Linked DNA regions of Mus musculus: regions 1, 2 and 3 are each linked to region 4. Evidence: chromatin loops called from intact Hi-C (ENCODE). Cell type or tissue: heart. All regions are shown on one strand.

Region 1 (8,000 bases), 120 kb after region 4:
AAAAATAGAAAGAAAGAAAGAAGAAAGAAAGAAAAGGGAAGAATTTATCAAGTCTTAGAGCTGCTGGGGGGATGGGGGGGGGGGCGTGGGTCCTCTTCCCCTGGAAGTTAGATACCTGTACCAGCACTGAGGTAAGGACTAGCCTGAGAGAGAGGTATGTGGGGCTTCTTGGAGAAGGTGAATACTGGATCATTGCATATTGGGTTGAAGGCAGCTGGGGACCTCTGGGAATGATGGTCTTAACATTTTTAGGGCTGCTCCTGAAGTTATTTTTAAAAACCCTGATCAATCTCACGCGCGCGTGCACACACACACACACACACACACACACACACAAACGCGGGGGGGGGGGGCAGAGGACAGCCTGTAGGATCAGGCTCTCTTTCTATAATGCAGATTTCTGGGACTGAACTTTGGTCATCATCAGGTTTGGCAGCAAGCATCTTTATGCAGCACCCTGACCAAACTTCAGTCACTCCCTAAAACTACCAAGCCCAGTGTGTCCTGGGACTGGGCTGCAGTCCTGCAGGTGGAAGGTAGAGATCAGCCAGGTGTGTGTGTGTGTGTGTGTGTGTGTGTGTGTGTGTGTGTGTGTGTGTGTGTGTGTGTGTGTGTGTGTGTGTGTGTGTGTGTGTGTGTGTGTGTGTGTGTGTGTGTGTGTGTGTGTGTGTGTGTGTGTGTGTGTGTGTGTGTGTGTGTGTGTGTGTGTGTGTGTGTGTGTGTGTGTGTGTGTGTGTGTGTGTGTGTGTGTGTGTGTGTGTGTGTGTGTGTGTGTGTGTGTGTGTGTGTGTGTGTGTGTGTGTGTGTGTGTGTGTGTGTGTGTGTGTGTGTGTGTGCGCGCGCGCGCGTCTGTTTGTGTGTGCACGCGCGCGGGTCTGTGTGTGCACGCGCACGTGCTCTCAGACAACTTGAATAACAAGATGGAAGGCAAGGAGAGCACCAGTCCTGTGCCTTTCCCGTAGGAAGCTGTGGCCAGGGCAGAAGCTGCTAATGACACTGATTTCTAGATCCTGGCTGCAGTGTGCTAGGCAGTGACAACATTCTCAGGGACTGGAGGGTTAAGATCTAAGGGCGAGGAACCTACCAGCCAGAGAGTCCTGTGAGTTCCAGGACCTGGTTGTAGCAGATCTCCACCCCTCACTCCTAATGGATAGTAGCCCAGCCCCTCTGTGGGAGGGCTCATGCTCTGTTGTCCAATCCCGCCTCTCCATTGGCTCCTGGGCGTGGGAAAACGCTAGAGACTACACCAACCCTTCCGTTCCCCCTGTGCCATAAAGGCACGGTGACCTCTGGTCTGGCTGCTTTTCAGAGTCCCCAGCTCTAGGAGTGAAGAATGAGTCCGGCACTTACAGTGTGGGTCCAGCAGGGACCTGGAGGCAGCCTGGACTCTCCTGTTGGAGGTTTGTGGGTCGGGGCAGGCAGAAGCCCTGCCAGAGCTGGGAACAAGGAGGCAGCATCCCTGGATAACCTTGGCCTGGTGGGAGACCGTGGCTGACGTATGACCCTGCCTTGGTTTATATGCCTCTGGCCTCTTCCCCTTACACTCTGAAGCAAAGAAACATACCAGAGGGAATTGGGAAGGAGAGTGCCTCTCCAGCCTACTTTCTACATCAAGTGGTAACCTAGGTGACAAGAGATCCATACTGCCACCCAAGTGCGGCATGCTGGAGCAGCCCCTGCCCATAGGAAGCAGGATGGAGACCTGGTGGCCATGGTTCCAGGCCCTTGGAAACAGGGGTGAAGTCCAGGGTTGCTGACGTGGCTCTTCCTGCAGTTGAGACTCTTGTGTCCCTCCTACTTTTCTCCAGAGCAGAGACTGAGCTGTGGACAGGTGAGGGGTTACCTGCCCTCATGTCTGTCTTCATTTTGGAGAAAGGGTGCGGGGGGCACAGGATTTGTGTATTGCAAAGGCTGTACACTGTCTGACTTGCTCGTGGCAGAGAGGTCTGGACCAACACACCACGGAGGACAGATTTATAGGGAGTACCTTCGTGACCTTTCTAGCCAGACCAGAGCTGGATCCTGTTCCTCCCAGGCTGTGTAGGGGGCTCCATGTTTTATATCAGAATAAGGCTGGATGGACAAATGCTGTAGCAGTATGAGGCTGCTTGGGTATCCCTGGGGCAATGGCAGGCATGTGGAAGAGTGCACACCGTGCATATATACTTCAGAGAGGGAACAGCACAGGCTTTGAATAAAGGCACTGGCCAGCAGTCTCCAGACTCTGAGTCTGTCACTCCGAGTCTGTCACTCTGAGTCTGTCACTCTGAGTCTGTCACCCACTCTGAGGCTGACTGCAACCCTGAGGTCCTGGGTACCACCCAGGCTGGTCCTATGTTGAGGGTTTCCCGGGTTGGGCCCTTGTCTGTCCTGCTGGCTTTGTCCCTGATTCTGTGGCTAACCCAGAGGCCACTTTGGGTCCAAATGACTGGAGAGACCGTCAGGGATGCCTTCAGCTATGCTGGCTCCTCTCCCTGGTTGGCTGAAGAGGCCAACTTACCAGCACCCCAAGAGCCATGGTATGAGCTGCTCGTGCAGTCACCTGCTGCTCAGTCCCAGGGGTAAAGCAGACCATGCCCATTGCAGAGAGGAGCAGCCATCCATCCATAGGGCCATGAGACATTAGGAAGTCAAGTGGGGCTGGTGATGCACTCTCTGCCTCCTTCCCGCTCTTTTTTATTCCTTGGAAATGCAAATTTCTCTCAATTCCCTGACTCCCTCATTGATGATGATCCATGGACATGAGCTTGCTCTATAGACCAGACTGGTCTAGAACTCAGAAATCCGTCACCCTCTACCTCTAGGTTCTGGGATTAAAGTCCACCACCTCTCAACTAGGGATGTGACTTTCTTTTCTTTCTTTCTTTCTTTCTTTCTTTCTTTCTTTCTTCCTTCCTTCCTTCCTTCCTCCCTCCCTCCCTCCCTCCCTCTCTCCCTCCCTCCTTCTCTCTCTCTCTCTCTCTCTCTCTCTCTCTCTCTCTCTTTTTCTTTTTTTGGTTTTTCAAGACAGGGTTTCTCTGTATTGCCCTGGCTGTCTTGGAACTCACTTTGTAGACCAAGCTGGCCTCGAACTCAGAAATCCGCCTGCCTCTGCCTCCCAAGTGCTGGGATTAAAGGCGTGGGCCACCATGCCCGGTGGGATGTGACTTTCTTAAGTAAACACAGCCCAGAACCTTCTGGGGAGGGATGCCTGACTATGAGCCTGAGGTGCAGGGATCAGTCAGGCCTGGATTTTGCTGCCCTCTAGTGGCTCAAAGGAAGAAGAGTAAGCAGGGGTTTGCATACAAATGCTAGGCTCTAGGCTCCCAAGTGGACATCTTGGTGTTCTCAGCAGCCACCAGAGGTCACACTTCAGCACTAGGCTGAGGAGGGAGGAGACCTGAATGGTTCTTTCCCAAGTTCTGGTAAAGTTGGTTCTGGCTCTGGTAAAGACTCAGATGGGAAGTCACCTCTCTGGGGGATTTTCTGTCCCTGGTGAGACTTTCGCAGCACCCAGCATGACCTGGCAGAGGCTCATAGGCTGAGCAGGGGATGGAGACCTTGAGCAGTCTCTGACTATCTTGTTAATGAGGCTTCTTTGTCTATGTGGACTGAACTGCTCCCCTGGGTACTTTCACTTCACGTCTACATTGGCTACTTCACCTATCAGCAAGTCTGTGTTCAGGGAGAGGCTAGCCTGAGACCTCCTGTGTCTCAGCTTCTTAAACAGCTTCTAAAACAGAGGAAGACTCTTGGTACCCAAGGATCCCAGGACTCAGGTGAGGCCCAGCTGGCTCCGAACCTGCCATTTCCTCATAATGGGCAATGCCTGAGACAGGGGCCTGCCCAACCTAGCTGAGGCTTCTGCCTGAGGATGGGGCTTTCCTAGCTATGTAGACAGATAGAGAAGCAATCTCTGTATAACTTGGCATCAGGTTACATGGGTGGTTCATGGTCCCCAGAGCCTGTCTGTCATTTACATGTGTGTGCATGTGTGCTTACATGCATGCATGCCTGTGTGTTGGGGGCAAGACTTGACAGCACTTCTTGTTTGGGCACAATCTGAGGACTTTTGGGTGTCACAGGATTCAGGGCTAGAGTCCATCACTGATCACTAAGAGATAGCCAGGAGCCACGCCTGCTTGGCATCCAGACCTTCCATGTGAAGTCCACCCCTCTTGGGACCTTTGTGTTCAGATGCTCCTGCCAGGGACTGCTGTCCCTCATTCTGAAAGTGCTGGCCACACTCATGGGACTTATTTTCTCAGAGCACAGGTGGACAGGGGAAAGAGCTGGCAGGCCCCGATGAGCAACTGTCACTCTCTGTAGCCTCTCATCAGGAACTCTAAGGTATCTCCGTCCATAGGCGACAGGGTCAGCATGGCTTATCTTGACAATTTCGAAGACCAGAGCCCACTCTGCAGAGAGGAGTGTTGAGAGACTTTGAGGCTGCCTACAGCTGGACTGCGTGCTCAACCTCGGTGTGAGCACCTTGGCCACCTCTGACCCAGTCCATTGTGCCCTAGGATTCTCCTCTCCTGGGACACTGGTTGTCTTCTATCCCTGCATTGCCCTAGCTCCAAGACCCTTCTACAGGTGTGTTGATCCTTGATTTTGCTGCTCCCAGACCAGGGAGGTCTGGACAGTATGTCCCCATGAGGGTTCAGAATCAGCTGGCATGTTGCCAGAACCTCTGGGCTGCCCCCTAAATTCTAACTGAATGTTTGAGAGGATGGGGAAATGAGCGGGGATGGGATAAAGTGAATTCATGCACGAGAAGTTGTTCGAGTGAATGACCAAAAGAGTTGTGGTGGTGGGCGGTGCATTTAACAAGTAAGGGGGGGATAATTTCCCATGACCTGGGAAAGTCCCTTACAGAGTCGAGGCTAGAGTCTTGCTACACATCAATACTTTACATATTTTCTCTGTAAATTTATGTTCTATGATCCTCCTCTTTATGTAAAAAAGGGGGCGTCATTTGAGAACCTCTTCTTTTTTACTGTGGTGACTCGATGGAAACTAAGCTCATGTTTTGCTTTAAGAAGAAACCTTAGCTTAGCAGGCGGCAGGAAATGCAGCTATTGGAGGTTTTGACCATACCTCCTGATTTCCCTTTTGTGCCTGCAGAAACTTGTGCACGAGGCAGAGGCAGAGGCAGAGGCAGAGGCAGAGGCAGAGGCAGAGGCAGAGGCAGAGGCAGAGGCAGAGGCAGAGGCAGAGGCAGAGGCAGAGGCAGAGGCAGAGGCAGAGGCAGAGGCAGAGGCAGAGGCAGAGGCAGAGGCAGAGGCAGAGGCAGAGGCAGAGGCAGAGGCAGAGGCAGAGGCAGAGGCAGAGGCAGAGGCAGAGGCAGAGGCAGAGGCAGAGGCAGAGGCAGAGGCAGAGGCAGAGGCAGAGGCAGAGGCAGAGGCAGAGGCAGAGGCAGAGGCAGAGGCAGAGGCAGAGGCAGAGGCAGAGGCAGAGGCAGAGGCAGAGGCAGAGGCAGAGGCAGAGGCAGAGGCAGAGGCAGAGGCAGAGGCAGAGGCAGAGGCAGAGGCAGAGGCAGAGGCAGAGGCAGAGGCAGAGGCAGAGGCAGAGGCAGAGGCGGCCCAGGTCTTGGGCTGCGGCTAAGCTCAGTAACTTTATAGGCAAAGTGCAAATTCCTGCTCTCCCTTTGGCACACCTTCCTTTTCCTCTCTTTCCTCTTTGCTGGTAAATCGTGAGACAGTGTGGACAACTGTCAGAAGCTCTTGAGAAGGAAGTCTTTCCAGTGTCGACTGGGTCATAGTGGAGATATAAAGGTTTCTCCTGGTGAGATGGCACAGCTGTTAAGGGTAGAGTTCTATTACAGCAGAGGGCCTGAGTTCTGTTCACACCACCACATTGGGCAGCTCATGGCTACCTTTACGCCAGCTCCAGGAGATCTAAAGCCCTCTTCTGATCTCTAAGTCCACAACATGCACACTCATGCACACACATGAAAATAAAATAATACATCCTTAAGAAATGTAGGGCTTAAAAAAAAGAAATATAGGACTTGTAATTTTGTATTTTGAGATAGAATCTTGCTATATAGCCCAGCCTGGCCTGGAATTCTTAGTCTTCCTGACTCAGACTCCTGAGGGATGGGACCATAGAAATGCATTTTAAAGAAATACAGTGAGCCAGGAATGTATTAATCCCATCATTTGAGATGCAGAGGCAGGTGGATCTCTATGAATCTGAGGTCACCTTGGTTTACATAGTGAATTCCAGAGCAGCCAGGGCTACACAGGGAAGCCCTATCTCAAACAAAACAAATGATAGTAAAATGTACATGAGATAAGGTCTTCTATTTTAGCCATTCTTAAGTTCTTGATACACTAATGTAAAGCACACTTCTTGTTCTTTTCAAAAAGATTCATCATTACTATTTTATTTTCAAGAGATTTTATTTAGTTTTATTTTGTGTGTACTTGTTTACCTGCATGCATGCATGTGCATCATACGCTTGTAGTATCTGAAGAGCTCAAAAGAGGGTGTCGATTTCCCTGGAACTGGACTTACAGATAGCGGTGAGAGCCCATGTGGGTGCTGGAAACTGAGACTAGGTCCTGAGCCATCTCTCCAGCTCCTGTCTTTATTATTTTAAATTTTGTGTGTTTGTGTCTATGCATGAACATGGCGGTACCTGTGGAGGTGGGAAGAGGGTACCGGATTCTCTGGAGCTGGAGTTACAGTTGTAAGTAGCCCACACAGGCACACAAACACACGCACTCACACAGGTCTTGGAAACACTGCATGCTCTTAACCTCTTCTCTCCAGACCCCATTTTTTATAGCCATCAGCACTTTCCACAAGCAGAACACATTTTCATTGTCTTCGTGGACGCCCTTCTCCGGGCCCCCATGTCTTCCTTTGCACAGATCTCACAGTATCAACTGTTCTGTGTCTGGCTTCTCCCTCTCAGCACAGGATCCTCAGAGCCCATCCGTGTTGTAAGCAGATATCAATGCTCCATTTATTCTTGGTGGGTGAGTAACATTTCACAGTAGGGTTTTGTTCTCTACTTGCCAGAGGACAGATACTCGGTTGCTTCCACTTTTCAGCTGCTGGGAATCATGAGATATGAATGTCCATGGACCTGTCCTGGAGTGACCTCTGGGAATAAGGGCTAGACCCGAACCCCCAAGTTCAAGGCTAAAGGGGGGGGGGGAAGTCTGCCTGTCTGTGCAGATGGGCTACACAACTGGTCCTAATGCCTGACTAGACCCTTCCTGGGAAAAGCATGGCCTCTTGGTACTGCCTGGTGGCCCAAGACTCACAGGGCTGTAAGCATTCATCTATTGCTTGCAAATACCTTTCTGGTAAAAGGGGCAATATTTGGCAGAGATGTTCAAGCCATGGCAGAAGCGAAAGTAGGAACAGTGGACTGTGGTGCACTCTATCAACTCCTGGGGGACATGTCTAGCACTTTTCAGGACACAGATGAGAAGACACACATTCATTCGCTCTCATAGATGTCAAACATGGAGTGTCACATCCTTGTGTGTGTGTGTGTGTGTGTGTGTGTGTGTGTGAGAGAGAGAGAGAGAGAGAGAGAGAGAGGCTGTGTATGTGTAGGGTATGTGTCTTAGTCAGGGTTTCTATTCCTGCACAAACATCATGACCAAGAAACAAGTTGGGGAGGAAAGGGTGTATTCGGCTTACACTTCCATACTGCTGTTCATCACCAAGGAAGTCAGGACTGGAACTCAAGCAGGTCAGGAAGCAGGAGCCGATGCAGAGGCCATGGAAGAATGTTCTTTACTGGCTTGCTTCTCCTGGCTTGCTCAGTCTGCTCTCTTATAGAACCCAAGACTACCAGCCCAGAGATGGTCCCACCCACAAGGGGCCTTTCCCCCATGATCACTAATTGAGAAAATGCCTTACAGCTGGATCTCATGGAGGCATTTCCTCAACTGAAGCTCCTTTCTCTGTGATAACTCCAGCTGTGTCAAGTTGACACAAAACTAGCCAGTACAGTATGTATGTGTGTGTATGTGTATGTGAGAGAGGGAGACTGT
Region 2 (8,000 bases), 100 kb after region 4:
CACAAGCAGAGAACTTGAGCAGAAATATCCCCTGCATACATGACACATGACACATGTATGAGTTGTTAAAAAAACATCCTACAAAGAGAGGGATGGGATGTAGCTCAGTGGTAGACACGTGCCTGCACATGCAGGCCCCAAATAAGCAGAGCTGTCTGCCACACCTGACCTCTCATCTTAAGAGGTCACGGTGGGTAACACACAGCACCTCTGAGATGCACGGGGTCAGCAGGGAGGGCTTACCTACAGGGACTGAGGGTCAGGAACGGCCACAGCCTTTAGGACTTTGAGCCCATGGAGCAGCCCAGGACCCACAAGTAGGCAAAGGAAGAAAGTAAACAGCCTTCACAGGCCCCAGGCTCTTTTGTTTGCTGTTTTTAAAGATTTCATTTTTATATATTTTTTAATTTGGGGGGAGTTTATTTTTATTTCATGTGTATGGATGTCTTGCCTAAATAAATGCCTGAGCACCATGTCCATGAAGTGCCTGAGAAGGCCAGAAGAGGGCGTCGGTTCCCCTGTAAATGGAGTTACAGGTGGTTGTTGGGAATGGAACAGGAGAGTCCTCTTAAAGAATCATCAGGAGTGGTGGCGCACACCTTTGATCCCAGCACCCGGGAGACAGAGACAGGCGGATTTCTGAGTTCAAGGCCAGCCTGGACTATAGAGTGAGTTCCAGGAAAGCCAGGGCTACACAGAGAAACCCTGTCTCGAAAAACCAAAAAAAAAAAAAAAAAAAAAAAAAGTCAGTGTTTTTTTTCCTACTGCTTATCCATTTTCTTCAGTTTGTGAGGCAGGGTCTCTGTAATATAGACCGAGCTGGCCTTGAACCTATGGCGTTCCATCTGCTTCTGCCTCCCAAGTGCTGGGATTAAAGGTGTGCACCAATCACCACACCTGGAGTCAGGCAGGCTTTCCACATCTTCACAGAGCCCTGTCACCATGGAATACTGCACACTGCCAACCTCTGGGCTCCAGAAAAAGCACAAGACCTCTGTCCACTTGAGCCACACACTCCGGGGAGAGTTCCCCAGAGTTCCAGAGAAGGACATATCAAGGACAAGCCCCTGTAGGCAGAAAAGACACTTTCCAGTTTGTAGAAGCACCTGCAGATTCACAGGCCCCCAGGTGACACAGGGGGAAAACGGGAGTGTCTGCACCCTACTGCAGCTCCATCTCTCAGAGGCCTGACCAGGCAAAGGTTTCTCAGTGGCAAAGTAAATAGGCTAAGATATCTGTAAGTGTTGGCTTTGAGGAAATACTCAGGGACTACAGGAGAGCAGATGCTCAAATTCACAGACGTGCAGGACCAAGGTGTTTGGAGGCCAGAGTTCTCCCCTCAGTGAAACTGACACAATGCAGTCTGTCCTGTCCAAGCAGGGCACGGAGAGGCCCATTTTTGGTTTAGTGAGTGTATCATGTGCTTAATCTCATCCCCGGCCACAGTCCTAAGCCTCCTGATCTCGCTCTCCTGCCCCCAATCCGAGCCTGTCCTCAGGCTTGTCTGATCCTACATGCTTTTGTAACTCACTCCGAGGACACTGTTTCCTAAAAGACAAAGCTGCGCAAATGGATGGAGGTGTACTTTACCCAGTGATGGATCCGGGAGTAAAGGAGCTTGCTGTCTGGAGTTTGATTCCCAGGACCCACATGGTGAAAGAAGAGAATCCCACCAAGTTGTCCTTTGACTTTCACCACGGCACCAAGAAGGGCAGGACAGCCTTGCATTTACTACCCCAGAGTCTCTTCCTGCCTGTATGTCCTTCCTACTGCCTGGGTTTCCAACTCAGCTGACATCGGTGTCCCATCCAAGAAAGAAAAAGGGCTTGCCAAGAACACAGAGCAGCTGAGCCTTCCTGGATCCAGGGACACAGTGAGGAAGGAGGAAACAGGAGAAGGCTGTTTTTAAACAACACTGCGACAAGATGTTTTGTAGGTGCCTAAGCTGTCAACCCCATCCTGAGCTGTGACCTCCCATCAGTTGCAGAAAAAAAAAGAAAGAAAGAACAAAAGAAAAAAGGTCTGTTTTCAGGAACACATGACTTTCCAATCTCAGATTCAGGACCCAGACGACGATGGAAGCAAAACCCAACACTGAACATCCCTTGCAATGTCCTTCTGTCCAGACAGCCCTGGTCTGGCCTCAGGCCTTCAGCTCGAAGGCACCTCTCTACTACAGCTCATGCTTTATTGGCTGTTGGTTAGATGGTCTCTAGGTACCAAATAGATTATCTGAGGTGAACCCTATTTTCTTAACTGCCTGATGATGTTTGAATTCATTTTCACCTGCTTTCCAGACACAGTTATTTAATTTTGCCTCCTTCCTAATGAATAAGTATAAGACCACAGGGCAAAGCATAAAACCCAGCCCTGGAGTGAAGGTTTCAGGATCCTGGAACAGCTGCCTTGGGGCCTTTGGAGAGGTCAGGTTGTGGACAGTCCCCTCTGCTGGGGCTGCAAGCTCATCACTTCTAAACTAATATACAGCCAGTCACCGAGTTATCTCAGGTGCTAGTAGAATCTTGGCCCACTCCACCACCCTCCTGAGCCCTTGATAAAGCTGGAACACAGGACAAGCCAGCAGGCCATCTTTACTTTCTCTTCCATTCCTCATTCCTCCCAAGGAAGAACACGTCAGAGAGACAACCCAAAAGCAAGAGGGTGGGGGACTTATTCAATATTCCAGAAGTAACGAGATTCTTCACAGTCTCTTAACAACCTAGGCTTTCCAAGGAGGCTAAGAGCCAGCAGCACACCCATTGATTCACGGAGATAAGTCCAAGACTGCGGATGCTGCCCGGCTGTGTGGGGCCTCACTGACAATGCTGGCATCAAGAGATACGCGGGGAAACGCCTGCAAGCAATTGGGTACAAAGCTCCTCAATAACAGGATGCAGAGCAGAGAGCTTGGGGGACAGGGGTAGGGGTGGGGGAGGGGGAGGGGGAGCGTTGGCCGGCTCCCATCCTGGATCTACGAATAGAGAGACCACGGAGAAAGCTAGCCTTCTTCTGTGCCTTGGTCTCCGCATCTGCACACCAGGGCGATGAAAGAACCTCCCCCGAGGACTTGTTAGTGGGCATGAGGCTGCCCAACGCGCGAAGGGGATCTAAGGTGGGCCTGTAGCGGGTCGGCAGGAAGGTGAACTCCTAGGCGCGCAGGAGGCGGCGGCCGTAGCCACGGTCCACGCTGCAGCGCTCGACAAGTGTCCAGGCCCAACGTCTCCACAGCTCACTGGGAAGCCGGAACTCCGGCGGAGTGCGCCGCGGGGCCATGGCCAGCCTCATCCCGGGGGACTCTGAGCAGATGAGGACCCCCGAGGCCACCCGCCCCGCCCGTCCCTCCACTGAGCCACCGGCGCTGCGCGGACTACGAGGCCCGACGTGCCCCGCTCCAACCGCGCAGCGCCTACCGGGAGCTGGAGTCCCACAGCCCGCTCGGTCCCGCACCTTGACGCCGCGCACACTATGAGTCCCGAGAGGCTGTGCGGCGACCCGTGAGGCTGTGCGCATGGCCCGCGCCCCCGCCCTTCGTCCTTCCCGCCGCCCCCGCTGGCTGGCCGCCCGCGCCCACTGCTCCGGCCACTTTCTTGAGTACCCGGTCCGTGTCTACCTATATCAATGGCGAAGCGCTTGGCGTTCTCCAGGTTGCGGAAGATCTCGTCGGGGGGCAGCGTGATGCTCTTGTCCAGACTGTCCCCGCCGCTCCCGCCGCCACTCGCTCCACGCTCCGCCATTTTGAAAGTGCCCGGCCAGCCTCATCAGCCATGGAAATATATGCGCATATAATTGACTGCTAAACGACCGCGTGCATAAATTATGCTAATGAGTCTCCGCCCCCCGTCCGCCTGTGCTGGAGGCCAGGCCACCCGACCGTCCTAGACAAGCAAGTGTCCCAGAGGCCAGGACTGGGAAGGGAGGGCCGTTATTTTCCAAACTACCAATATGAAGCTTTTGGAATATTGTTCTTTCGCTGAGCTGGCTAGATGCTAACTTGGGTTGATTTTGGCGATCGTGCTTTCATATCTCCTTGCTGTGAGGCTGGCCCTGCAAGCTGCTGTAATTTCTGCTAGGGTGACCCACCATCCTGGTTTCCCAAAGAAGTGGGACCTTCAATTCTAAAACTCCCATGTTAATTGGAGTAGTTTTAAAGACCCTACATTCGAGAAATGCCCAGCCAGGGGGAAGGGATATGAATAGGGTCGTGCGTCTGCAGCTGGGGAAGATCGGCAGTTTAACAGCAATCTTTGCAAAGTATAGGAGGGAAAGGGAGAGGGCGCATGGAAGAGGGGACCGGGCTTCAAAGTGGAGGTGATCTGGAGTTCCTGTTGATTTAAGTCCCTTGAGAGAGAGCACTGTGTCCTCCAAGAGGGCCATCGTGTAACTTAATACCTCGCTCTCTGCAAGGTTCTGTCTGCAGGCAGTTGCTCACTGACTTGCCAGGCTCCTGGAGCACAGGACTGAGGCAGTGCGCAGGCTCAGCTGCCATATATCTATCTACATTGATTCCGAGAGGAGGCAACCTTGTATGTGCCTGCCAACAGAGTGGGTGTACTCTGAATGGGAGAGCCTGCTCCAGAGTGGCAGGGCTCCTGAGAGTGAGGTGACCCAGCAACTTCAGTCCCTGTAAGTGGAGTATGCCCGGCCTGTGTGTAGGACACTCCACAAGGGCACTGGCCTCCTCCCCATCTGTAGAAGTTCTGCTGCTCCTGTGGTAAGCTAAATGAGTGCAGATGAGGTTCTCTGTCCTTGCTTACTATACGTGGGTCACAGAAGGGTCCTCAGGTGGTCCCTGGCAGAGTGGATAGGAATAAGAGGGGGGTGGTGGCTAATGAACTTCTAGATGGGAAAGATCCAAGTCGGGATGGGAGCCACATCTATGACTTTGTCCTTCAGAAGACATGTAGACACACCTTCCCACTTCTTGCTCCATGGGTTTTGCCTTTGGAGAGCCCTGTGAACTTGACTAACCTATAGCCTGCCTTAAAGCGGACACCCTGTCTTAGACAATAGCCCATACCTACCAGGCTCATAGTTTGAATGGAATGGGTCAGTCCTGGCCCTGGTCGCTCTGTGGAAGGGAGGGCATTTATGAATCGCCTAAGCAGGTGAACTAAGGGGAAGCGGGAGCTAGAACAGATACTTTCTCAGGTTCGGCACAGCCGAGCCTCTTGCTGCAGCAAGAGGTCCACTGAGGCCCTCAGCTTCCTCTCAGTGGACAAAGCAGAGAGTCTACAGTTGTTAGGATCTCTTCCCCTACCCTGACCTGGGAGCTAGCAGAAACCCCCAGCGGCCACCCAGGTCTTGTTCACCATGAGAGCAACAACAGCTCTGTATGCCCCTCTCCTCTCCACCTCCTGCCCTCCCTTTTTCCTCTATGGCAGAGGACCACCAGCAAGCACTCCTCCTGATCCCGGTTTCACTGTGAACATGGTAGATCCCACTGTTCCACCTCCGGTCACCGGGCAGGCTGCCCCTAGGCTGCTAAGGACAGACGAGAGGCACAGACATGGAGGGCTTGATATTTTATTAGAAGCCTTCAGAACAGCCTGTGTTCTCCCACATGACCAAGAGTTCAAATTCTAAGTACAAAATCGTGCCCACATGCACCCACCCATACAAAGGAATCCTTTAAGGATCATCGTGGAGACCCCACCCTCCCAGACAGCCCACTGTGAGCGCGCATCAGACAGCCAAGGCCATGTGGACCTTGAGGTGAGGCCCCATGGGCCCTACGCCCACGCAGGCTGAGTGCTTTCCTATGAGGAAACACCTGCAGTTCCGCCTTCACAAAAGGCAAATGTGCCCAGGGCACAGCCCGCCTGCAGGGTGCTTGCCCAGCAGCAACGGGCCCTGAAGAAAGTCCTCTACGGGCTGGGGTGAGCCAACCCCCGACTCTACAAATATCATAGAACCCCCGGTGGTGACCAGGAACTTCGCAGAAGTCACTTGCTGAAATGCAAACACAAAACAACCCCACGGGGTCGGACGGGCGGCAGAGGGTGGGCCCTGATTATCCCCAAATGACAACTCTGCACACACATTCTCTAAGAATGACCCTCCTGCTGGCCAGCCAGCCGGAGGAGGGAGCCTTCGGAAGAAGGTAGCGGCCAACCTGGGGCTGAACTGCGGCTGGGGAATGTCTTCCCACATCCAGAGGAACGAGCTCATCCTCTGGTCCGCTCCAGGCACCGGTCGGCCGCTGGGTCACCAGGGCCGCCAGAGGCCGCAGGCGGGTTGGCGCGAGGTGGAGACCGCAGCAGCAGCAGCCTTAGCGGAGGAGCGGGCCGGTTGGGGCGCAGCTCCGGGCGCCGGGGGCTCCTTGGCAGGAGCGGCGGGAGCTGGGGGCCGCTGGAAGTGGTAAAGCAGCTTCATCTGCGTGTCGCTGGCGGCGTGCAGGGTCAGGAACTGTACCGCCTCCTGCAGGCACCAGGAGTAGCCCTCGCTGTAGTCCTGGTGCAGGCTCTTGGGGCCGGCGGCCGCGGCGAAGGCTGTGGGGAGACGAAGCGGCATGAGTGGGGCGCGCGCGGTGGGAGCCACATCGGCCGGGAGCAGGAGGCGGGCGCAGGCGCCGGGCTCACCTTTGCTGTGTTTCAGGTAGCTGACGGCCATCTCCAGGATGTCGGCCTTCTCCAGCTTGGAGTTGGGCTGGTGCCGCGCGAACTCCTGCTCCAGCAGCAGCTTCAGCTGCTCTATGCTGCTGTTGATGCGGTCCCGACGCATCTTCTCCACCACCGGCTTCCGCAGCTGCGGGAGGAGAGGCGTCAGGTGGGCGGCGGACGCCGGAGGCCCCGGGGGAACCGGACGGCGCGCGCCGGGCGAGTTGCACTTACTCGGTTTTTCTCCTTGGGACTGAGCATCTCCACCGCCACGGTACTTGGGGCCATGCCTGGAGCTCTGGAGGCGATTAGCGAGCGGAGCGGAGCGGAGCGGACAGAGCCAGGCGTCCCGGACTGGCGCGACCTGGACCCCAGCACGCCAGCCCTATATAGGCGCGGGCAGCGGCCCGGCGCCTGGGGTCCGGGCGCCGCGGCCGTTCCCACACTCGGCGGCCAATGGCGGCGCCGGCCGCACAAAGGCGCCGGCCCATTAGCGCACGCTAAATTGCCTGTGAATTGGCGCGGGCACAATGGTCGCTCCCCGAGGAGCAGGTGGGCCGCGCGGCACAATGTCCGGGCTGTGGGAACGCGCTCGCCCTCATTAGCATCCCGGGGCCTGATGCTGAGAGCCCCGCGCCTCAATATGCTGCCTTTTCCCAGGCCGCGGGGAGGTGGGGAGGGCAGGAAGGAGTGCTCTCCCCCCCCCTTCTCTCCCTTCTTCCCTCCCACTCCCCAGAGGCTCCCCACCGCTGGCTGGCAGAGGCCACAGGCGCAGAGAAATGAGAGTTTTACAATGAACAGACAGCGACTTCCAGAGGAGTGGGCACCCTCCCCAGCTGGGACCTGTTGCCCACAGGCACAGTGGGTTAAAGTGGGCCACATTCTCTCAAACAGATGCTGCCGCCATGCCATTCGCAGGTACAGGATGAGAGAGGGACTCATGTATTTAGAATTTAGGCGCTTTATTGCCAGTTCTGTCAGTTGAGAGGAGTGACTTCTCCGCAGCTAGAAATGGCCACGCGCGGAGCCTGCCAAGCGTACTTCTAGGCTAGCTGAATTTGCTTTGGATAATGCCTAGCACAAAGCCCCATACCTAGGAAGCCCTCAGGAACCCCTGAACCCACAGGGTATCTGGACTGCTCTTGTGTCACCAGGTGCCACATGCATCTCTGAAACAGGAGGACCGTGCCTCCTTCATGCTGTCCGTGATCACTACTCCCGCGTGGCTTTTAGGAAACCATGGCTGCCCTTAACTCCTCTCATGACATCCCCCTCAGCTCGTGCGGGCGCGCGCGTGCATGCCTCTGTGTGTGTGTTCCAGTTTCATTCAGCATTTTGTGTTGGCAGGTAGAAGGTGGGAGACCTAAAAATAAGCCCCCATATGAATGCTGTGCCAGTGTGGAT
Region 3 (8,000 bases), 85 kb after region 4:
TGGGCCTCAGAGCTTAGGGGGAGCAGCTTCCAGGGACCTGCATTGTCCAAATGTCACTAAGCCTTTTTGTGACCCTCCTTCCTGGCTGACACTTCCTGACCTTGGAGTGTGAGGGAACTGGTCTGAGCTGGTTACTGAGCTCTAGCCTGGGCAGAGGGAGGTCCCTGGAGTCTGCCTGCTTCCATTGTATTCCCCCCGACCCCCGCTCCTGCCCAGCATTGTTGTCCATCTGTCCATCTGCCAGTGCCCCACCACCACCACCACCACCACCAATACACTGACTGTGTTCTCCTTTCTGTCCCTGCTCCGTGCTGCTTCCATAGTTAGGGATTGAGACCTGCGAGTGCCAGGTAACAAACAGGCCTGAGCCCTATGTGTCCCCATGATGTCCCAGTCCAAGGAGGACTAGGCCTGGCCTGCCCTTGCCCCATGGAGCCTGTGTGAGGCCCAGGCATGACTCCAGCCTTAGCGGGGTGGGGTACTCTTGAGTGTCACAGTACATGTGTATAAATGGAAAAGCCTGGTTGCTGGGATATCCTGGGGTGGACTGGTGGTCCCTACCCTTGGCTCAGGGGGTCAGGATCGGGTGCTGATTAATGAGATTCATATTCCCCCATCTCTCTCCCCCCTCCCTCCCTCCCTCCCTATCCCTTTTCTGTTTCTTGATTCTCCCCATGTCTGTCTTTAATCTGTCTGCCCTTTCTATATCTACCTCTCCGCCTCTTGTCTCCCGTCCCTCTTTCCCCACAGATACTCGCCTCTTCCCCCTGCAGCGGCCCATCTCCCCCCTGTGCAGCCTGGAACCCATTGCCGAGGAACCAGCCCTGGGCCCTGGCCTCCCGTTACAGGCAGCTGCCCCCACAGGTCCATCTCAGGAAGGGTCCCAGTGCCCTGTAGGCCTGGGAGCCAAAGTGACCAGCTCCCAGCAGACATCTCTGGGAGCTTTTGGAACCCTCCAGCTCAGGATTGGGGGCGGTAGGGAAAACGAAGAGCCACCCCTCAGGCCACACAATGGTGGGATCTCCAGCGGGCCACGTGAGGGGACTTCTGGAAGACAGACAGACAGCAAGAGCCGCTCCCGGGTCCCGGGCCACTTGCCAGTGGTTAGGAGGGCCAAGAGTGAGGGCCAGGTGCTCTCGGAGCTCTCTCCCACACCTGCAGTGTACTCGGATGCCACGGGCACTGACAGGTTATGGCAGCGGCTGGAGCCTGGGAGCCACAGGGACAGTGTCTCCTCATCCTCCAGCATGTCCTCCAACGACACCGTCATAGACCTATCACTGCCCAGCCTCGGCCTCTGCCGCAGCCGAGAGAGCATTCCAGGGGTCTCTCTTGGACGCCTAACCTCACGGCCCTGCTTAGCCTCAGCTGCCCGTCCTGACCTGCCTCCTGTGACCAAGAGCAAATCGAACCCCAACCTGCGGGTTGCGGGTGGGCTGCCTACTGCACCCGACGAGCTGCAGCCCCGGCCTCTTGCCCCGCGGCTGACCGGCCACCATCCACGGCCACCGTGGCATCACCTCACCCTGGTGGGCCTGCGGGACTGCCCAGTGTCTGCTAAGTCCAAGAGTCTGGGAGACCTGACAGCTGACGACTTTGCTCCCAGCTTTCAGGGCAGCACCAGCAGCCTGAGCTGCGGCCTAGGCTCCCTGGGTGTGGCGCATCAGGTGCTGGAGCCGGGAATACGGCGAGATGCTCTCACGGAGCAGCTACGCTGGCTCACCGGCTTCCAGCAGGCTGGGGACATCACGTCGCCCACCAGCTTGGGCCCAGCTGGGGACGGGTCTGTAGGGGGCCCCAGCTTCCTGAGGCGTTCCTCCTCTCGGAGCCAGAGCCGCGTGCGCGCTATTGCCAGCCGAGCCCGCCAAGCGCAGGAGCGCCAGCAGAGGCTGAGAGGCCAGGACTCACGGGGTCCCCCAGAGGAGGAGCGGGGCACCCCTGAGGGTGCCTGTTCTGTAGGCCATGAGGGCTGTGTGGATGTGCCAATGCCTGCCAAGGGAGCCCCTGAGCAGGTGTGTGGTGCTGCTGATGGCCAGCTGCTGCTCAGGCTCTGACCCTGCCTGATGATTCCAACTCTGTACCTTCCCTGAGACTGCCTGCAGGGGGGAGGGGGTGGGGGCTGGCCTCAACCCGACCTTTGCTCAGGAAATGAAGCCACTGGGTCCCCAAAGCTGTTACGCCCATTCTTCTGTCTGTGGAAGACCCAGTAGCCTCCCCTTCAACCTTAGCTGTCCTCTTGTCTCTGATCTTGGGAAGCAAGAAACAGCATTGTCCACCTGTCCTTCTGGGTGGTTCCCACGTTTTAAGATACATAAATAGATATTTAACTTTTTAGAACCAAAACTTACAGTCAAATGGCTCTGCGTCCTTCCCCACTGGTCTGCCTGGTGTCTGGCCCTGTGGTGTGTGCTGAGTGTTTTCTTCTACCTGCTGTGTGCTTGTATCCCGGAATGCCTGTGACACACCCACAACTGCTAGGATGTTTGTCCCTGTCCCCTACTCCACTGTGCACCGGGCTTGTTTTGAACAAACCACACAGCAATTGTGTAAATTTGGGAACACAACTCCAATAAACGCATCAGGCCTGTTCTGTGTGGCTCACCTGCTCCGCTACGGCTCTTACAGCCGCTCTGTCCTCACGGGGCAGAGAGGAGTCTTCTGGGGTAGGCCTAGGTAACTCCCCAAGGGAGCATGCTTGAGTCCCCAGCCAAAGTCTCCACTGTGGGAGCTGTGCTCCTGGAGCTAGAGGACAGGATTCCAGGGCCATTCATCTTCCTGGAAGCTGTGGTGCCCTTACAGGCGAGGCCTTAGGTCCTGGGACCTTGAAACCTTCGGTTGACTCAGGCAGCTCCACCCAGCCCTGCTAGGAAAGGCCTGCCTCTGCCTCTGCCTCTGGGGAAGAGGACTTCTCTGCCCTCACTGTTCTCCTGATATGGGCAGGGCTTGTGACAAACGGTTTGAGCTCAGCAAGGGGGGGGGGGGGGCAGGGAGGCGGTTAGTGCTGCTTGTCTGGAGTCCAGCAAGACCTCTTGCTTTTTTTTTTTTTTTTTTTCCCCGAGACAGGGTTTCTCTGTGTAGCCCTGGATGTCCTGGAACTCACTCTGTAGACCAGGCTGGCCTTGAACTCAGTAATCTGCCTGCCTCTGCCTCCCAAGTGCTGGGATTAAAGGCGCGCGCCACCACTGCCCGGTCCTCTTGCTTCTTTAACCTGTTGTACATCAGGCATGTGGCCACTGTGGCTTGAGCAGAAATACACGGAGGGCAGACTTGCTGCCTGGGGCCAGTGAGAGGCCTCAGCCTGAAGAATCTCGGCGCCAGCTTGACGACCAGCATCTTACAGTGGGGTAGACCCCATGCGTATGACAGGGCTGCAGGCAAAGGCAGGGTCATGGGCCTGGTCTTTCTTTCTGCTGGCTGAGAAAGGGTCGAAGGTTGCAGGTTGGGATTGTTGGTGGATATGATCAGGGTTTGGCGGCAGGCTGGTCCCCTCCTCATAATAAAGGTAGCTGAGGTGGGGGTTCATGCAGGCCCCCTGGGGAAGGATACCCTAGGCTCGCATAACTTACGATCAGAGCCCTAGCATTTACTACTGTCTGCTCATCTCTTATGAGGGCCCCGCTAAGGCAAATGGGAGACTCAGGGTACACTGTGACCCTGCCCAGGGTGGCCTGTAGTCACCCTAAACCAGGGCTGGGGGTAGAAACTAGTTCAGCTTCCCAGTTTGGACAGTCCCAAGCCCCAGCTGTGCCTGCCTGCCTGCCTGCCTGGAATTTGAGAAAGACAGGAAGTCTACTCAAACAGGGAGGGCTTCCTCATTTGAGCTGAGGACCAGGGAGCATGGTCTAGTGTGCAGATGGGGACTTCCGATAATCAGATCCCTGGCATGAGGTCTACAGCTACCCAAGGTGATGACTTGAGGCCACTTAGGCTAGGCTGGAAGATGGGTAGATAGGCCCTGGACTCAAAGACTGCTGACTGCGGTATCGGAGAATGTTGCTTAGTGTGGTGCCTGCCGCCCCCTGGTGCCTATCTGTGGGAGGGCCAGGCCTCAATTCTATCTATAGGCACTTCTTATGAAAGGTGCACTGCTGGGTGACCGGTATCTGGCTGTGCCTCTCGGTGGACCACCCGATGGTGCTGGTGTGGGATTCAGGCAGTAAGAACAAAGGCCTACTGTGGGAAATGGAGCCCACGGCTCCTACCCCGGACCTGTGCAGTCCTGTGAACCATGCCTGCCTACGTGGCCCCACCACACACTCTCAATGCATGGCTATACGCGTGTATGCGTCCATTCCTGGGAGACATGTCAGTTAGGGAAGGAGTCTAAGAGCCTTGGGTACACCTGAGGTGTCTCACAGCACACGGCACACAGATGCCAAGCCCTGGGGACTGGAATCAAAGCCACTCTGCCCAGCAGCCTCCAAGAGCCCTTGAAGGTCCTTCATGACAGAGCTTCCTCTCTTCCAGCTCTTGAAACAGGAGTGCTGCTTGGTAGCTTGTGCTGTCCCTAGGAACATGAGGGGTGAGAGCCGGCTCAGCAGACAGACGTGCTGATGTTTGCTCCTTCTGAGGCAAGAAGCAGGAATGAGAGAAAACATTGGGACCCAAGGAGGGGACACAAGAGGATTGGAAGTTTAGCACTGACTAGCTCCAGGTGGCTTGGGTAGTCTGTTGGGGCAGCTATAGTGCACTTGGGGTTGTGGGCGTCTTCTCAGCAGCAGAGAAAGCGGATCTGGTCTCTAGGAGACCCTTGTGCTAGACACTGCTTCTCACCAGATGAGCACATGTGTATGTATATATTTATATATATATGTATATGTGTATATATATAAAAGATTATTTAACAGTTAAATACATTCCAACACTAGTGTCCCACAGGACAAATGCTGGGTTGGGTGTCCCTGGTACACGCACTGTCAGTCAATACTCCGGTGTGAACACAGGTTCCTCGAAGTAAATCACATTCCTGATGAGGGATATGCAGACACGTCTGGCAGAGTGGGTATCTCACTTGGTAGGAACCTCGTACTTGAAGATGACACTGAAGAGCTGGCCACCTAGACGCTCTGCCAGCCAAGCGTTCTTTACCACTGCCAGCTTCAGACTCTCGCAGCGCAGCAATGCATGGTAGTTGGTGTGGATGGCACGGCCCATTCCCTCGATGACGACCAGGTCGGCACCACGCTCTCGCACCAGCACAGCCAGTCCCTTGTCTAGACGGCTTCAGGGAAGAAGAAGATGGCACCGAGGTTGGGCAGGGGACAGCACTAAGCACACCTTGGTGGACACCAACCTGTTTCCTTGGAGGTGGCGACCAGCAAGAACACAGGGACCTTTCCCCAGCACCCCTTGCTAACTGAGGCATGTCCAAACCCAGACTCCCAACAGTGGCCTTCCCCCTACTGGCCAGGAACTGAACTTCCAGCACCACCTGCTTTTCTGATGCTCCCATGTCTGACATTTCCTTTGTCTACTGCGCACCTCTTTGCAGAAAGCACTGAACAGGCCAGCAGGATGCTCAATGGGCTTAGGCACTTTTCTACCAATGACTTGAGTTTGGTCCACAGAACCCACATGGCAAAAGGTAAAACCATGCAAGTTGTTGTCCGAGATGTACACAAGCTGTGGTGCAAGAGTGCATGTATGTGCATGGGCGGGCACACACACGCGAGCGCGCGCGCGCGAGCGCGAGCGCGCGCGCACACACACACACACACACACACACACACAGAGTAAATAATAAGTGGGAAAATGGGACAGCTTCCTGCCACAGGTCTGTCCTGTAGCAGGGAGCCTGGGTCAGTTGCCCATCAGCCCTACAGGCTACAGGAAGAAGTGGCCACATAGGTCACATTTAGGGCAAGCAGCAGCATGGCTGGTTTTGGTGCCTTGCAGAGCAGGATGAAGAAAAGCTGGGTTACCTGAGGTCTAGGCATGGAGAGCTGGAACCGGTCTGCACCAGCAGCAGCCTATCTTCTCTCAGAGCAGTGCTATAGAAAAGCATGCGGTCAGGGCCCAGCCAAGGCCCTGTGACACTGACCCTCCTCAGCAACCCTTTGTGAGTCTCCCAGAACTGGTTGGGCCCAGCCCCTGCCTGGCTCAACAGGGGTAGCCAGAACCTACCAGATGATGGGGTCCATGGCTGCAATGCGTTCTGCCACAATGAGAGACTCACTGTAGGTCACATCGTTCAGGGCAGGGCCTGAGTTGCATGCCAAGATGACCTACGGTGGGGGAGGGAGCAGCAGCTCTTTAGAACCTGGGCTGTTACTTATGTGGCCCAAGTTCACCACAGCTGACCCTGGCAGGCTCCAAGCAGCAGCCAACTGCTGGGCAGCAGAGCCCCAAACAATCTCAGGGCTCTGTGGCTTCTGGGCGAAGCAGGGCTGTGCCTAGAGGCCTTTACTGCCTCCCATCCATCCCATCCTCAGCCTGCCTCCTGGATCAGGCTAACCTCTCACTATTCTCAAGCTTCTGGGTCAAGCCTTCCCAGGAAACAGGAAGCAGGGAAGCCAGGCCTTAAGCTACAGCCCGCACCCAACAGGCCCGGGCGCTCCGTGTCCTCACCTGCACTCACCTGCCACAAATGTAGGAGCTCTGACCACCGCCAGAAGCCCACAGGAACGCCAACCCCACCAACAGCGGAGAAGCCCAGGGGGAGGGTCCCGCCCACCCAGCCTTTTCACTCACCTCTGTCCCTCTAAAGAGTAGCTCCCTGACAAAGGGGAAGACTCCCAAAATGATGTCTATTCCACTGTTATCTGCGAAAATTAAGGCACATTTATGAGGGGGCCCCTGTAAGACAAAACCAGGACGTTCAGTTGGGAACAGGTGCACTCAAGCGTTTCACACTCCACTGCACTCTACACCCCCAACTCCCTGGGCGCCTGGGTCCAGCCACAGGGTCTCAGAGCGTGGGAGGCAACAGGGACAGGGCAGTTGGTCCCATGGGCAGATGACCCAGCCAGTGGTCATTGCCGGGGCTGGGGACGGAACCCAGAGCCTCATACACACCGAACAACCTACTGTTCTTTTCTCTGAGTCACACCTGACCCGGGGAATGGGAATTTCTGACATGAGACTCTCAGCTGGTGGCTTGTAAGTTCTAAGAGGTGGGCTACAGGTTATACCTGTGTCCCAGGCCATGTGAATGTGCTGTATGTGTCACACCCATGTCACCGTAAGCCCAATGACTTTGGTGGCCACCCTCTCTGGCTAGGTCCAGACTCTGTGCTCCAACCCCCAAGGGCAGATGCAGCGGCACCTTACATACCTTTAACCTCTGGAGCCACTTGGTGTAGGAATCCACGAGCCAGGGCCGTTCTGTGAGGAGACAGGAACTCTAGTCAGGGAAGCTGAGGCCTAGTGTCAGGGGCTTGTTTCACCAAGGCTATCTCATCTCATCCCCTGAGCAACACGGCCACATAGCCACCAGAACTGCCCCGTCCGACCTGCTGCTTAACTTCTGCAGAGCCAGACAGAGCGCCACAGAGCACACAGTGTCCATACCTTGCAATTTTCTCTTTGCTTCTTCAAACCCAAACTGGGGGTCCGATTCCAGGACACTGTAGAAATGAGAAAATTGACACAAAGCAAAAACCACAAACAAAGCCCAACCTCACCATTCCTCCCTCCCCACAGCGAGGGATCTCCCAGCAGCACTGCGCTGGACTGGCCACACCTCCCCTTAGGAGCCAGTGCTGCTCACGGAGGAGCACGCTTCAGACAGGAACAAATCCTTTCAGTATAGCGTTAAAGCTCAGACCTGCTCAGGGCGATGGAGCTAGCTCCTTCTAGGACTGACCACCACATACTGGGGTCTGCACCTCAAGTGGGCGGCTAGAATGAGGGTGAGGCAGGAGAGTGAACAACCCTTTGCAATATGCTCTGACACCAGTCAAGTAGCATGGTCACCCAGGGAGGCTGGGGCCTCAGGTGGATCACCATGGAGACAGAGACTCTACAGTTGCTCTAGGAGAGGACCCTCGATGCCCCTTAGG
Region 4 (8,000 bases):
AGAGAGGAAGGCTGGGACTTCAACCCCAAGCACGGTTCATGTCTCACAGATGCCCACCTCTCTATCTCCAACTCAAGAGGTTTGGGAGATTGGGGCAGTGAAACCGCCATGGGTCGCAGGCCCGGGAGCGCGAGTACCTTGGTGTTGCACCACTCGGTGATGCACTCCCAGCAGAAGAGATGGCCACAAGGTGTGGCCGTGGAGTGTCTTCGTTCCTCTAAGCATAGGGTGCAGAGTGGGGTTCTGCACACGGCTCTGTCTTCAAGGGAACTCCTATGGGGGTAAGTACACAGGTGAATACACCTTTCACAAAATCGGGGCATACCAAAGTACCTCAAGCTCCCTGCACACCTGCGGTGGGATAGATTGCGGTGCAGCCGCCACTCCTTCCTGGCTCGCTGCTTCTGCCTGAAGCTGTACAACCGCAGCCCCATGGACAGCACCAGATGCAAGAGGGAGATCAGCCCCAGCAGTCCGTAGCTAGTGCGAGCCTTCTGGTCCTCTCCAGGCAGGCGACGAGTGCGGAGCTGTTAAGACAGGTGACCTTGGCCATCAGGATCCCTTAGGACCTGGCCTCTTGTCTGCTGGAGGTTTTATATTCAGCCAGGCCTCCTGTTGGCCACTGGCAGTGTCCCGAGAACAAGAACCAACATGGAGATGGGTTTAAGTAGTGACTGGGAACCCTAGCTATAGGGTGACCTTGAGGCATCCGCAGCACAGACCCAGGAGTCTGGATGGACCAGGCAAATGGATGAGGGTTCTAGAGCTGTCTGGGGACTACTTCAGGGGGAGGGAAGGAGCCCAAGGAAGAGTGGGGTGGAGAATAGCAAGGGGACCTGGACAGGTGGTTACTGTCCCTCTGATACTCTGGCCCTTAAGGATGCTGGTCTAGCCTCTGCTCTGGCTAGTGGTGTATCTGCCATACACATCACAACAAAACTATGCTGCCTTCCACTTCTGCCTTCCCACTGGCAGGGAAATGAAGACACCAGGTTACATCGTGCCTTGGGCTGGAACAGGAAAACTGCAAGCCCTACAGCAAAACCCAGTGCCCAGCATTCAGCAGCTACTGGGAAAGGAGGCACATCTGCTAAACTAGATGACTGCTTGGGCAGGTTTTGCTTTATCTGGCAGTATGGAAGGAAGTTAAGGCCTGAGACCAGACTATGGGTGTGTCTATAATAAGTGAGTGTGGGAGGAGCGCACTGGCTGGAGGGAGAGGGGAGAGGTGGCATTTGATCCCCTGACAGGTGAGGTAGGTGGTGAGGATGGAGGTGATACCAGGGCGAGGTCTTTGGTGTGACAGGATACAAGGGCACTGGTAGGAAACTAGGGTTGAGGCAGGGGACTGCCAGAGGCAACAACAAGGTCAGTATGGACTGTTGTGTGGCCAGCGCTGTGGTGAGGCGATGTACTCACTCTAGGACCAAACCCTCAGATCTTGCCTTTCTGTTAGGGCTCTGGATGGTGATGAACAGGGCCCTCTGCTGGCAGGGATGCATGGGAAGGCCAGCCTCTGGGCTAGAACCTGCACTCCACACACTTCTCCAAACAGTGAAATGGACACAGCCACAGGCCCTCTGCCGAGGCCAGACCTGGCCACTCAGTCACCCGCCCACGCACCCAAGTCTGCTGCCACCTTCAGTCTGTGGGAACTGGATTTCTTTTCCTTTTCCTGGGCTTTCTTGGAAAATAAAACTGAACTCCGCTCTTTCCCAAGTACAGAATTTCGATTGCAACTTGGAAGCAGAACACTTGGCTGCGATCATGTCAGCATGGGTCCCCAAGTATGCTGCTCAGAGGATCCCTGCCTGAATATCAGTCCCCTTGGCATGGCTACTTACATACGTGATCCCTGCTAGTCTCTTGGCCAGGTGGTAGAAGGTACCATGAATATAAAACCAAGCCACGTGGAGCCGATGGAGGCAGGCGAAGCCCTGTCTCAGGATGAAGACTGCCCGCTGGAGGGCCTTCCTCTGTTGTTCAGTCAGGGTGGCTGCGTGGTGACGCACCCAGCGCCGTGCCCCTGATCGGCTGCGTCCTCCAGGTAGCAGACTGCCCTGTGAAGCCCGGGGAGCATCGCCATCGGCTTGCAGCTCCTGCTCCAGGGGCAGCAGTGCCTTGTCTAGCAGGTAGGGCAAGACAGCATGCAGTGCAACCAGCGCTGCACGGCGGAGCCTGGAGGGCACACGCTGCTGGGATGGGTCCACTTGGATGATCCCAACGTACTCCTCCCCAAGGGTCTGGTAGCCTGAGGATTAATACACAGTGATGAGGGTCCAGGGACAAGTTTCCGGGCCAGCCTGTGTCGTCGTCCCCCCTCCAGCCTCACCAGTCACCCTGAGACCTAGCCAAGGCCAGCACAACTTCTTGTTAAACCCACTGTGGCCTTGCTGTGATTTCACCATGTCACAGAGACGGCCACTCTGGAATGGGCCTTGCATCTCCTGTTGGTTCCTACTCCCTTAAGTCTTTATTCTGTTTTCCAGTCCTTCCTCTGCTGAACTCATACCCCTGTCCAAGTGATGGGATCCGATCTTGTGGCTTTCTACCTTCTAGATGATGGCTGAGTCCTAAGTATCAGGCATACATACCACTGCTTACCTGACGCTGTCACATGGAGTCAGAATAAAAAGCCCCCAAGCCTACCCATGGCTTGCAGCTAGCTTCTAGTACTCCACCATGCAGACGATGAATCCTGACTTCCTGTTCCTGAGGCCAGCCCTGTGGAGTACCTTGTGATCTTTCCATGTGTCTCACCATGACCCTGCTCGTACCCTTCCCCCCACTCGATAGCCTCTTCCTTTTTATCTGCCTCGTACCCCATAAATGGAAAAGCCCATCCTGCTGAGAGAAAGTCTGGGGCAGTGAGTGCCCTCTGGCCAGTATCTTCCTTCCCGGAAACAGAGACTAATGCAGGTGATTTCCAGGAGCCTTCAAGCATCCCCTCCAGACCTGGGTGGGTTGTGGGCCCCTCAGTGCCCAGGACCTGCCGAGCACAGACAGCTACCTGCAATTGTGGTGAGGCCAAAGTAGGCTATGTCCGAGAGCAACTCGATCTCTTTCCTCCATTCCAGCCATTTCTTTGCACCTGAGAGAAGAAAAATATTAGCTCTAGAGAGGTGAAGTGGTTCTCTTAAGATGACTCCCAGCCGGGTAGTGGTGGCACACGCCTTTAATCCCAGCATTTGGGAGGCAGAGATTTCGAGTCCAGACTGACCAGAGTGAGTTCCAGGACAGCCAGGGCTACACAGAGAAACCCTGTCACTCCCGAAGGGCAGGTAAAGTCCAAGTCAAGTCACTCCTAAGACGACCCTCAACAACTCGTCTCTCCCTTCACCTCCTCTGCTGCCCTTGGTGACCGGAATGTCTCCGAGACGAAGACCGCCTCTTAAGAAGCCCCGACTGTAACTGTCTTGAGTCAGGTACTGTCCTAGAGACATGGAGCCCAGGAAAGTCTAGGTAGTGCTAACAACATAAGCCAGAGGCGACCTGTTTAGTATCAAACCTCGGCTCTCTGAAATCCCAAATCCCTGCCTGTGTGATCCACGTGTCTACCTATGAGAGTAATGACGTTAGGTCCACCCTGTAGGGGCGTCTGGAGAATAAATGGGCAAATGCTTGAGAAACACTAAAGCAGAGACCTGCAATGTGGTCAGCAGTGTGTACCTCTGTTTTGATCCCCGCTTTCCAAGCAAACTCTGGAGCTGCCGCCTGTCTGGGTGCCCGGAACGCTCACCCGCTAGGCTGTGCAGCGCTTCACCCGCCGCGCTCCGCAGGCCTCCCAGGTAGTACTCGTCCTTCTGCGCTGCCCGGATCACTTCAGGGGCACCCGCCCGCGCCATGGCCCGAATCGCAGAGCTCGCACCGCGCCTGCGCACCTCGTGGGCGGGGCCTGTGACGCTCGACGTGCGTCCGTCGTGGGGCTGAGGCTGCGAACACCACGCGGGCGAAGGCGGAGCCTAGGCGTGACATCTGTGGAGGCGGAGTAGTGGGCGTGTCCACGACATAGGGGTGGGGCTACCCGGGGAGGGGTGTGGTCTGTGCTTGGAGGGTGAAGCGGCACAGTGAAGTGGCGGGTAATGACAGGGAGGAGGTAGATACCTAGTGGGTAGGACCCCCGAGAAAGCTCAGCCTCGCAGATGTGTTTTTGGCCTGATTCAGGTTCAGTTTTCTGGCAGGAGGTACGTGTCTCTGGGCTGCAAAAGTGGATCTTTTGGGATAGCCACGTGATTCCAACGGACTGCTGAAGGCTCCAGTTGTTGGAGTTCCTCCCTGCCCATGCCCTGGTTTCTTCAGCTTGGGTTGGGCAATCCCAGATAGCACCTTTGACCACTGCTAGGAGGCAGTCACGGCTCATGCAGAGGCATGAACTTCTAGCCAAATCAAATGTGACAGTTTGAAATGTAGATTCTCTGAAGGCCCAAGGCCGCTTGTGCTGGAAGACTTTTCAAACTTGGAAGCTCATTTCTACCATAACCATGGGGTATGGCCTGTTCTAAGTGTCCCCGCCTGGACTGCTCCTTACACGCGACTGCTTTTTTGCATTCTCTTCTCTCAGCCATGGGGAACAAGACCAGAAACACTATTCAAGTATCTGTTGTTCTCAGGGATACGGCCTAAGTAAGCGTCTCTCTCCGTGGGCTTAAATCCTAGGCACAGCGGTGCCTTGATCCTCAAGTTCTTCCTTTGTGGGCTCTCAAGGATTCTTCCTATGGGACAAAACCCAAGATGGCCAGCAGGTGGAGCTATCAGCCCATCTTTTCTACTAGCTTGGGCTGCTAGAGCTTGTTAACCCAAACAGATCCTGCACAGATCAGGGAAACAAGAGGCTTTTCAGTGAGGAGAGAAAGTGGAAGGGCAAGATGAGTAGTGACATCATTGTAGATCAGTTCTCTGGATTCTCGGATGACCATGTGGCCTGGAGTCCCCCTTTGCTTCAGTGTTTCAGGGTTCCAGAACTCTGCGGTGGAGGTAGAGCGAGAGCTCTTGCTTACGGAAGGGGCATACGGCCCTTGCCACCTCCCACCCCTTGCCTTCTGAAGCACAAGGATCCTAAGACTGAGCCTTGTGACTTTCTCCTTGTAAACTCTTCCTCCTGCTTCAAGGATGGAGGACAGAAAGGCCAGGCTCCTGTTTCTCTGTGTAGCCCTGGATGTCCTGGAACTCACTTTGTAGACCAGGCTGGCCTCAAACTCAGAAATCTGCCTGTCTCTACCTCCCAAGTGCTGGGATTAAAGGTGTGAGCCACCACTGCCCAGCTCAACAACTAATTCTAAAGTCATACACGCTGTGGGTTTTGTTGTCCTGCCTGATGTCGTTTGCCAGCTCTGGCCACTCTGTTTTCTTTTTTTTTTTTTTTTTCTTAAAGATTTATTTATTTATACGTAAGTACACTGTAGCTGTCTTCAGACACTCCAGAAGAGGGAGTCAAATCTCGTTAAGGATGGTTGTGAGCCACCATGTGGTTGCTGGGATTTGAACTCCGGACCTTCGGAAGAGCAATCGGGTGCTCTTACCCATCTCACCAGCTCCTAAAAAACTCTTTATTTTTATGTTTGTGAGTACATTGTTGCTCTCCTCAGACACACCAGAAGAGGGCATCAGATCCCACTACAGATGTTTGTGAGCCACCATGTGGTTACTGGGATTTGAACTCAGGACCTCTGGAAGAGCGGTCAGTGCTCTTAACCACTGAGCCATCTCTCCAGCCCCACCACTCTGTTGTCTAACTCTATTAAGTTAAATTATATTTATTGTGTTTGTGTTGTACGCATGTGTATATATTCATGTTTGTATATGTGTGGGCATATGTGGATATGTGGCATGCATAAGAGTGTGTGTGTGTACGCCTGCAAGTGTGGAGTCTGGCAAGGACGATACCTGGTATCATCTTGGATTGCTCTTCCACCTTCTTCTTTGGAGCAGGTCTCTGAATCAAAACCAGGACTTACCCACATGGCTAGTCTTATCAGCTAACTTACTCTGGGATCCTCCTTCCACGGTTGAAATTTCAGGTGGGTCACCTCACCCATCAGATGTTTATGTGGGCTCTCTGGATCTGAACTCTGCTCTTCATACTGGGGCAACAAGCATCCTATCCGCTGACCTCTGTAGCCAGCCCTATCTGAGAAATTTGTAATATAGTTCTGCTGGTAGGGAGGCCAGAGACAGTAAGCCAGGACCTTGGGGAGGCCTGGGAACTGGGAGGGGATTGCCCAGCAGGTGGCTCCATTGCACCTGCTCTGTGCCCTCCCCCACCGCCACCCCCCATCCCCAGGTTAAACCTTCCAGCACCACCTAGCTGGCTTCCCTTTGCCTAGTGTCTTTCATTCCTTGCCTAGTGTCTTTCATTCCTTGCAAATCTTCCCTCTGCCCCTAGCAGGGATTTACCATTCTGGTGGTTGCTGTACACATCACACCCAGGATGGGGCTTGCTGAACGGCTGGCAAACAAGAAAACTCCATTTCTCTACCAGATCTGGCCCTGGGGTTGTACTGCGGGGTCCACACCTACCTTGAGGCAAGAGTAACCCTGTAAAGCCCCTGCCCTCACCTGACATCTGGTCTCCTGGGAACCTGAGGAGGGACAAGGCAATGCTTTCTCTGCAGGAATGGGGAGAGGACTGCAGCCTCGGGTTCTGGGAGGCCTGCCCCACCACCCGGGGCATGAAGTGCTAGGCTTCCTTAAGTTTTTCATTGCACCCTTTAACTGGGGAGAGACAGAGGGACTGGGCAATGACCCGCCCAGGAGGAGCTCACACACAGGGACTTGACTGTTAGGGTGGGGCCTGCCCTAGGCAGGAGGCCCCTCTACAGGAGCCACAAACCTGGAAAACAGGTTCCTCCACCCAGGGCAGGCAGGCTGGAAGCTCAGAGCACCCTACAGCCAGCTGCTCTGGTTGCTGCAGATTGGAGCCCTGGAGGTACTGTGGGCACCAAGAAGGGGTGGGGGTTCTGGGAGAGAGTGTGAGGCCCCAGAATGGAGCCTGGGAGGCTCTGTCAGGTAAGCAGAGATCTCTGGGAGTCGCCCCTCTTCCACTGTAGGCTTGCTAGTGAGGGTAGGGCTGGGGCAGGAAGCTAAGCCCCTTTTGAAGGCTGTGTGCCCTGGGAAGGGACCCTGAGCAGTTCTGGGGGCACAGGCAGGTGGCTGGGATACTGCCCTTAGCCAGGACCCAGAGTAGGAGGTGTTGTGCTGTGTCTCTGTGCTGGGCCTGGAGACCAAAGAAAAAAAGAAAAAAGAAAATTTGGATTCCAAGTACTGAGCCAGTGTGAGGCCTTTCTCCATTCCCAGAGCTTGGAGCTGGGACTGAAATAGATCCCTGGGGCTGGGGACGAAGGAACCAGGTCCTTAGCTCAGGCTAGAGGTCGGCGTAGGATTGAACCCAGGTCTGTTTGGTCCCACTCACTCACGTACAGCTCTTTGTCTGCTGATGGAATGGGTGGTCTAGCATTGGGCAGCAAGACCTTACTGGTGGTGAAAGGGAGGGGTCTTCACACTGTGACCATCATCCTGAACTGTGCCAAATAATAAGGGACTGACACAAAGGTCCCCAGGGAGTGGAGATCTGGGAAGGCTTTTCCAGAGGAGGAAGGGGGCCTTTGTCCTGGAGGACACAGGCACATAGACAAGTTGTAACAGCCCGGATACAGGCTGGCTTTCTAGCAGCCCCTGCCTGTAGGATGGAGACTGGGAGGGCTGGTCACTCTAAGACACTATAGAATGTACTGCCCTAAAGAATGATCTCTGGCCAGTGAGGCCTGAGGGAATCTAGGCTGGGAGCAGGATGGGCTTGGAAGGTCAGGGCCTCTTAGGCTCTTCCTGGACAGGGCTAGGGACAGTGTAACTAGCTGTTGGAGGCCTTAGAGACTTTCCTTACCCGGTCGCAGCCTCCTAATAAAGAGAGTAGAACCTGGAGCAGGAGGCATTGGGGGGAATGGGACTTCAGGTGTGGCTTCTGTCTTCGTGTTTCCTAAGCCTCACCTCTGTCTGTCAAACAG

What was found. Hi-C counts contacts between places; a loop is a spot of excess contacts. Peaks named below come from ENCODE experiments on the same cell type or tissue, not always from the same donor. Only the 100,000 strongest peaks of a DNase experiment are listed, where the experiment ranks them.
Region 1: a loop joins it to region 4, with 7 times the contacts of the local background. A loop is called at or near these places in 14 of 42 quality-filtered maps.
Region 2: it touches region 4 in a loop (7-fold over the local background); 12 of 42 quality-filtered maps call a loop at or near these places.
Region 3: it touches region 4 in a loop (5-fold over the local background); 25 of 42 quality-filtered maps call a loop at or near these places.

The regions. Positions count from the first base shown.
Region 1 is chr4:154,939,746-154,947,745 of GRCm38, reverse strand. No RefSeq gene overlaps it. Among named protein-coding and RNA genes, the nearest start is that of Tnfrsf14, 16 kb to the right of the region's middle. In heart, CTCF peaks have their summits at 1,324 and 3,296 (motif pointing right); DNase peaks (open chromatin) are centred at 1,195 and 3,295; H3K4me3 peaks cover 798 bases; H3K27ac peaks cover 793 bases.
Region 2 is chr4:154,959,880-154,967,879 of GRCm38, reverse strand. It overlaps Hes5 (hes family bHLH transcription factor 5), which reads right to left and starts at 6,957. Exons shown (of 3, transcript NM_010419.4): 1 at 6,831-6,957; 2 at 6,579-6,744; 3 at 5,509-6,488. The coding sequence starts at 6,884. The coding sequence ends at 6,205. Pank4 (pantothenate kinase 4) reads right to left here and starts at 3,757. Exons shown (of 20, transcript NM_001305804.1): 1 at 3,611-3,757. The coding sequence starts at 3,734. Gm42363 (a long non-coding RNA gene) reads right to left here and starts at 3,603. Exons shown (of 2, transcript XR_881640.3): 1 at 3,411-3,603; 2 at 2,567-2,854. In heart, CTCF peaks have their summits at 499 (motif pointing right), 6,216 and 6,420 (motif pointing left); DNase peaks (open chromatin) are centred at 1,799, 3,569, 3,799, 5,799 and 4 weaker places; H3K4me3 peaks cover 4,107 bases; H3K27ac peaks cover 3,722 bases; H3K27me3 peaks cover 3,826 bases.
Region 3 is chr4:154,977,716-154,985,715 of GRCm38, reverse strand. Pank4 (pantothenate kinase 4) reads right to left here. Exons shown (of 20, transcript NM_001305804.1): 14 at 7,510-7,565; 15 at 7,274-7,323; 16 at 6,691-6,795; 17 at 6,124-6,224; 18 at 5,922-5,990; 19 at 5,482-5,622; 20 at 4,778-5,221. The coding sequence ends at 5,008. It overlaps Plch2 (phospholipase C, eta 2), which reads left to right. Exons shown (of 22, transcript NM_001113360.3): 22 at 751-2,601. The coding sequence ends at 2,054. Among named protein-coding and RNA genes, the nearest start is that of Gm42363, 17 kb to the right of the region's middle. In heart, CTCF peaks have their summits at 4,023 (motif pointing left) and 5,398 (motif pointing left); a DNase peak (open chromatin) is centred at 3,940; H3K4me3 peaks cover 904 bases; H3K27me3 peaks cover 2,723 bases.
Region 4 is chr4:155,062,914-155,070,913 of GRCm38, reverse strand. It overlaps Pex10 (peroxisomal biogenesis factor 10), which reads right to left and starts at 3,884. Exons shown (of 6, transcript NM_001042407.1): 1 at 3,740-3,884; 2 at 3,011-3,091; 3 at 1,845-2,251; 4 at 352-527; 5 at 138-273. The coding sequence starts at 3,845. It also overlaps a transcript of Plch2 not described here. In heart, CTCF peaks have their summits at 1,477 (motif pointing left), 4,511, 4,726 (motif pointing right) and 6,213 (motif pointing right); DNase peaks (open chromatin) are centred at 513, 2,703, 3,943, 4,743 and 2 weaker places; H3K4me3 peaks cover 2,226 bases; H3K27ac peaks cover 2,900 bases.